2 separate regions of the Homo sapiens genome follow, and region 2 is linked to region 1. A link is a contact called in ENCODE Hi-C or POLR2A ChIA-PET data. All regions are on one chromosome and are shown on one strand. Each heading gives the region's core, a stretch centred on a gene start or an enhancer-like site at or near the end of the contact. The rest is flanking DNA. Distances are from core to core; before and after follow the strand shown. Region 1 overlaps PPM1H (protein phosphatase, Mg2+/Mn2+ dependent 1H). Region 2 overlaps PPM1H (protein phosphatase, Mg2+/Mn2+ dependent 1H).

Region 1 (3,145 bases), core at 426-2,925:
TATGAGTAAAATGTTTTTATGAGAAACTTGCTTTCAATATGCAACTCAAGTTCCCTTAAGCTAAGCCTACAAGAAATGGCACAAATTTGAGTAAACTGTTTCCCCTGCATGACCTTTGAAAATACTTTTGAAGTCCAAAAGGCCTCAATAGACTATTTTAGGATTATTACTTTTTAAAGGTGAAGCTTTAAGATGATAATTTGAGCAATCACAATGAGAAATGATAAACTGCCAATAATACTTAAATGTCCACTCCTCATTAGGGCCAAATGAATTCTCTCTCGGCAGAGGGAAAGAGCACTTGGCTGGCTGGCCAAATCCTGTGGATAATTATTTTTCCTTTTGCTCATTCTCTCCAATTAAGAGTGAAGACTATGTCTGTCACTAGGGAGGGATTGCAAAGAAGCCCCTCCTAAGAAGGTGTCCTTTCATTTTATTTAGTAGCCTGACAAGGATCTGGTCCAAGCTTTTCAGAAAGACGTCACCAGATCTCCTCAGCTCCCCAGAATAACTCTCTGTCCAAGCAGCTGGCTTCCAACCATCCCACAAACTGCCATCCAGAGACACATTTATTCATGTGGTTCCTTCCCTCCACCCCATCACCGTCACTGTCTGTAATATCCTCCCCTCCTCTGTCTCTCTAGTCTCCACATGCCCTTCAGGGTTCAGCTCCTAGTTTTGACCTCCCTGCTCTCAAACCTTCCCACTAGGAACTTCACCCTCACTTGAATTCCAACTGTATTCTCTCTGGATCATTTTTTCTGGCCCTTTGTCATTTTTTTAAAATCTCTTCTAGATTATTAAAGGTCTCACTTAACCTCCGTCTCCCGGGCTCAAGCTATTCTCATGTCTCAGCCTCCTGAGTAGCTGGGACTACAGGCATGTGCCACCACGTCCTGCTAATTTTTTTTATTTCTAGTAGAGATGGGGTTTTGCCATGTTGCCCAGGCTGGTCTCGAACCCTGGGATCAAATGATCCACCTGCCTTGGCCTCCCACAGTGCTGGGATTACAGGCCTGAGCCACCATGCCTGGCCTAAAGGGCTCACTTCTAACAGGTTTCTCTTTCTAGGTAAAGAGAATATTAAAAAGTATATTTTTCAGACTCCCTATAAGACCCAGTTAAACACCCAAATTGTTCTTGACCAGTAGTAACCACTTAATGCATAAGTAGCCACAGCGACTATTGGGTCCCAGCTCAGTTTATAAATTCCCTAAACTTCCAGCTCAGCAAAAGAGCTTTTTCTCAGCATGCATTTATACAAGCCAACGTCTGTGGTGAACTCCAAGCATTCTCTTCCAAGCAGTCTAGTTATGTCAGATGTGGGAGGGGTGTCATTGGAGTAAGAAACTGCGAAGAGGGAAAGCCAAGAGACTTGTGTCAAGCTGTTTTTTTACTCTCTTCTTCCTGTGTCCCTTGATCTCAGCAGGGCTCCCCGACCCTGTCCTTTTGATGTCTTGCTATCCCACTGGGAGGTAAAGAGCCTGTCCAGTTCCTCCAGGACTAGGGTTTGGAGCACTGACTTTGGTACTTCCTGACATCTACACTTATCCCCTCTGGTGGTTTTAAAGCCTGTTCACAAATTCCTTGACATCCATCCCTTCAAAAAGTGAAGCCTAATTCCCTCCCTCCTAAGTGTGGGCAAGACTTAATGACTTGCATCTAGTTTATAAAATATGGTGGCAGGAAGAGTGTGTAAACAGGTGGTAAAAGACATCAAGGCTTCCTCTTTGCTCTTTTGGATCATTCACCACGAGGAAGTCAGCTACTATGTCATGAGGGCACACGGCAAAGAACTGAGGTTTCCTACCAAAAACTAGCACTAACTGGCCAACCACAGGAGTGAGCCATTTCAGATAGGATCCTCCAGCACCAGTCAAATCTTCAGATGCCTATGACTCCAGCTAATATCAGGATGGGAACCTCATGAGAGGCTGAGCCAGAAATACCCAGATAAGCCGCTCCCAGATTCCTGACCCACAGAAACAGTGTGACATAATAAATACTTGTTTTAGGCCACTGAGACTGGGATAACCTGTACAGCAATAGATAACTAGTACAGCACTGTTCCCCTTTCTCCATTCTGTCACTTAGAATTGAGTCCATGACGCTCATCCCTAGGGATGAGCTCCTTCAAGGCCAGTCTTAATCAGTATTTCTCTACCCTGCTCCCTTCCACCCCACACCCCATGCTTTCCCCCTCCTGCCTCAAGGTTTCACATACAGCAGGCATTCCACAAATGTTTATTCAAGAAATACCTCCAGTTCCAGCCTTTCCTGTGGCTCATTCACAACCCAGAAAAATGTACCAAAAAGCTGAGTTGATCCTCGAATGCTTACAGAACTTAAGACAGTGCATGGTAATTTGTAACCTGTCTCCTGATTATGAAGAGTTTATTATTAATACAGGATCTGGATTTGGAGCATTAAATTTGGCTGACACTTTCATCTGTCTGTGCTAATCTAATGCTAAGTCATAGCTTCAATGCCTTTATCTCCATGGTCCTCACTTCAGATAATCAGTCATTTACTTTATCAGTCACTTACTGCACATTAGAAGTGCTGAAAATTCTATTTTACACCAGAGCAATGGTCCTTCAAACTTTGTATCTTTAAACTTTCCCCTTTGATTGTTTTGCCCTCTTACCTACTTTCCTTCTGAATTCACCTTCCTGCCTCCTCCCATAGACCCATATTAGTGCTAAATATAACCGCAGGGAAACAAAACACGCTAGGATCTCATCATAGCTGATACAATGACTTTAAAGTAGCTTCCTCTCCTGAAATACATCTTATGAGCACTATTTTTTTTTTTTTTTTTTTTTTTTTTTTTTTGAGACAGAGTCTCACTCTGTCACCCAGGCTGGAGTGCAGTGGCGCGATCTCGGCTCACTGCAAGCTCCGCCTCCCGGATTCACGCCATTCTCCTGCCTCAGCCTCCCAAATAGCTGGGACTACAGGTGCCTGCCACCACACCTGGCTATTTTTTTTTTTTCTGTATTTTTAGTAGAAACGGGGTTTCACCGTGTTAGCCAGGATGGTCTTGACTTATGAGTACATTTATCCAGCAAAGAAAGCAAATGTTCTTTTGGAATTTGCTTATGATGCCCAAAAACCAGTGTTAGGAGCAAAATGCATTGCCTTT
Region 2 (3,145 bases), core at 254-2,753, 37 kb after region 1:
CCAGGCATCCCTGGGGCTCCTGAATGCCATTTGTCCTTGAACCTGCAGGAGGGAAGTGCAAGGAGGACTTGGTTTCAAATGAAGGCAAGCCTCCTTGCCTTCAAGTTCTACCAGCTACTACTTCTGACATTAGCTTCTAAGATTAGAATAAAATGGGATAATAAAACAGAAAACAAATACGAAATAATCCATCTGAAACATGGTTTGCCTACTTTAAAGGGTTCCTCTAAAACCGATTCAGAGGGATGACTAACCAATATATGAAACACTTTAAAATAAAAGCTTTTTGGCCAGGCGCGGTGGCCCATGCCTGTAATCCCAGCACTTTGGGACACTGAGGTGGGCAGATCACGAGGTCAGGAGTTCGAGACCAGCCTGTCCAACATGGCGAAACCCCGTCTCTACTAAAAATACAAAAATTAGCCGGTCGTGGTGGTGGGCATCCCAGCTACTTGGGAAGCTGAGGCAGGAGAATCACTTAAACCCGGGAGGCGGAGGTTGCAGTGAGCCGAGATCGCACCATTGCACTGCAGCCTGGGCAAAAGAGCAAGACTCCAACTCAAAATAATAATAATAATAATAATAAAATAAAAAAATAATAAAAATAAAAGCTTTTTAAAAAAATTTAGGATTTTTAAAACAGTTTACAAAGTTGAGATACTTTAGCACTGTTTGTGACTGCCCAACACTGGAACATTTTCCAGACAAAGCTCTGGATCCCAGGACTCAGCCTTCTTCAGCACAGCCTGATAAGGCTCTCATGGGGTCCCCCCGCCCCTGGGGGTAGCCTACCTGAGTCAAAATCCTGACTCTTCCCCTTGTTGGCTGAGGCCTTGGACAAGTCATTTAATCTCTAAGGGTCCATTCTTCTTCTACATGGTGACAATCCTGACTTTGAATTACTTCAAGGATTAATTAAAATAATACATGTATAACCCTTGGCCCAATGCCTGGCATATACTGAAGGACTCAATAATAGGTTGAGGCTCTCATGACTGTAATAATTATGAGTAGTACTAAGAAAGATAGTGGAAATAGTTGCAGTGAGGCCCTACTCTAGATGGAGGGCCCACTTGTGATTTGAAACATCCAGCCACAGTTTAGGCAATCATACAGGCCTATCTCCTATGGCAAATGGAATACTGCCCCATCAAATGGGTTGAACTAATACCACTAGACTAAGTATTTGATCACTGCTTTTTTACAAGGTACTAAGGTAGTACTCAAATTGCTGGTTTTTGGAGGACACAATTATATTGCCCAATATGGACAACTCACTATGTGAGTTGTCACCCCCTCCTGAGACACATGGACAGAAAATATAATACACTGGCAAGAGTCCAGCTTTATGGCCACTGCATTCAGACATTACCAGATTCCAAGTTTTTCCCATTTGAAGTAGCTGGTGCAGTTCATTTCTTTAGACATGCCTCCATCCACATCAAGTCTGAAAGCTTCTTTAATGCTTTTAAGATTAAGATAAAACAGCTGGTGAAGGGGTGGAAGCGTGTCAGTGGCAAAAACTCTAAAAGGAGAACACAGAGCTTGGCTAAAGACAAAGCAACAGGAAGTCAAGCACATGCACCGTCCAGAAATACCCTGAAATGTTATTTTAAGACTTCCACCCGCGATGCAATCTCATCCTCCATATTTTAATGCTTTTGTGATATTTGAAGGAAGGGACAGGAAAATAACAATGATGAATAAAATTAATTCTGGTTAAGTAACAACTAGGCCTGAGGGCCAGGTGTCCCTTAACCACTGAGCACAAGAACTCTGTGATTTTAGATACACTCAGACAGAAAATCATGGAAAATATCCACCCACCGCCAATTCCTTCAATGGCAGAAAACATAAGACACGAATAATCAACTTTACTTAAGATTTGCAAACCTTATGTGTACTAAGTAACCAGTACTGTGTCTAGTTGCCATGGGGTGGGGGAGTGGGGTGGGGGTCTAAAAGAATTGAACATTTCAATAAATGTTATTCAATAACTAGGTTATATATGAACATTCAGTCAAAATATATTTGTAAGGGAGGCTTCAGTTTCTAGAAGAGAACTGAGAAATAGAAAGGCAGCTGCAAAATTTGGTGTACACTGATGTTCATATTTAATCTAATTAATGGGTAATACATTTCTGAAAGGGTCGATTTATTTTTTTAGAGTCACCCTGTAATAGCAAATCTTAGTGACTGATGAAACCTCATACCATAAAAAGAACAGGATAGAGAAACGTAATACGAAGTCGAAATGGTTAAGGCTGTCATATTGCCTTCACTTCAAAGGAATTACATTCACTGTTGGTATTTCTTGTAGGGAACCGAGATACCATTGAAGAAGCCTTCAAAAAGGCTACATTACATAAAGCATTAAAACAAAAAAGTAATCTAGTAACAAAAAGGCCCACAAACAGAGCTGTGGGGTACAAAATTAGTTCTTCATAAATTTTTTTTTTTCTTTGAGAAAGAGTCTCACTCTGTTGCCCAGGCTGGAGTGCAGTGGCATGATCTTGGCTCACTGCAACCTCCACCTCCCAGGCTCAAGCAATCCTCCCACCTCAGCCTCTGAGTAGCAGGGACCGTAGGCACACATCATGATGCTTGGCTAATTTTCTTTTATTTTTTGTAGAGATGGGCTTTCTCCATATTGCCCAGGCTGACCTCGAACTCCCTGTAAATATTTCTTATAGATCAGTGAACACAATGCCATATTTTCTTACAATGCTGCACCCGACGGCTTCATGGGCCCTTCTAAGAAACGAAGAAACTGACCAGTAGACAGAACGGTGCCATATGTTTTGTTATGAGATATGGGCAAAAGGATTGCTGTCAGATGCCAGGCAATGAAAGTAAAGGCAGGAGGAATTTCCACCCTTGAAGTGAAATAAAGACATTTTAAAGCTACGGAGGTTGGTGTGAGCTATTCAGAGGTCACCAGGACCATCAGCATGTGGACTGTGTCACAGTTAAGTCTGCAATGTCTTCTTTTCCTTATTAGTATATAAAATAGTAGCGTGCCCAAAATCAGTATCTTAGTATATGAAATATTAATTTCTTAGAAAAAATCAATGCAAACCTATAAGCTTTAAAGGCCATTTTTTTTTCAGCTCTGACCTAGATGTAGCCTAACAGCCACAGCAGC

What was found. Hi-C counts contacts between places; a loop is a spot of excess contacts on that map. ChIA-PET counts read pairs that join two places held with the same protein, here RNA polymerase II (POLR2A). Pooled maps may share reads with other maps.
Region 2: a loop to region 1 is called in a map of endothelial cell of umbilical vein, with 2.3 times the contacts of the local background. The contact joins two enhancer-like sites. A Hi-C loop is called at or near these places in 7 of 168 maps with a recorded cell type or tissue (Caco-2, HepG2, Right ventricle myocardium inferior and 4 more) and 5 of 50 pooled maps. POLR2A ChIA-PET finds 5 or more read pairs at or near these places in 5 of 52 experiments (CD8-positive, alpha-beta T cell, Caco-2, H1 and 2 more).

The regions. Positions count from the first base shown.
Region 1 is chr12:62,864,761-62,867,905 of GRCh38, forward strand. All of the region lies in intron 1 of PPM1H (protein phosphatase, Mg2+/Mn2+ dependent 1H), which reads right to left. All of the region lies in intron 2 of LOC105369795 (a long non-coding RNA gene), which reads left to right. Among named protein-coding and RNA genes, the nearest start is that of PPM1H, 69 kb to the right of the region's middle. RefSeq lists an enhancer at 1,010-1,839. Within about 2 kb of position 1,676, at least 6 of the 41 ENCODE cell types and tissues checked have a DNase peak (open chromatin) inside an H3K27ac peak, as active enhancers do; they include endothelial cell of umbilical vein, where a contact is called at or near this core.
Region 2 is chr12:62,901,793-62,904,937 of GRCh38, forward strand. All of the region lies in intron 1 of PPM1H (protein phosphatase, Mg2+/Mn2+ dependent 1H), which reads right to left. Among named protein-coding and RNA genes, the nearest start is that of PPM1H, 32 kb to the right of the region's middle. Within about 2 kb of position 1,504, at least 2 of the 41 ENCODE cell types and tissues checked have a DNase peak (open chromatin) inside an H3K27ac peak, as active enhancers do; they include endothelial cell of umbilical vein, where a contact is called at or near this core.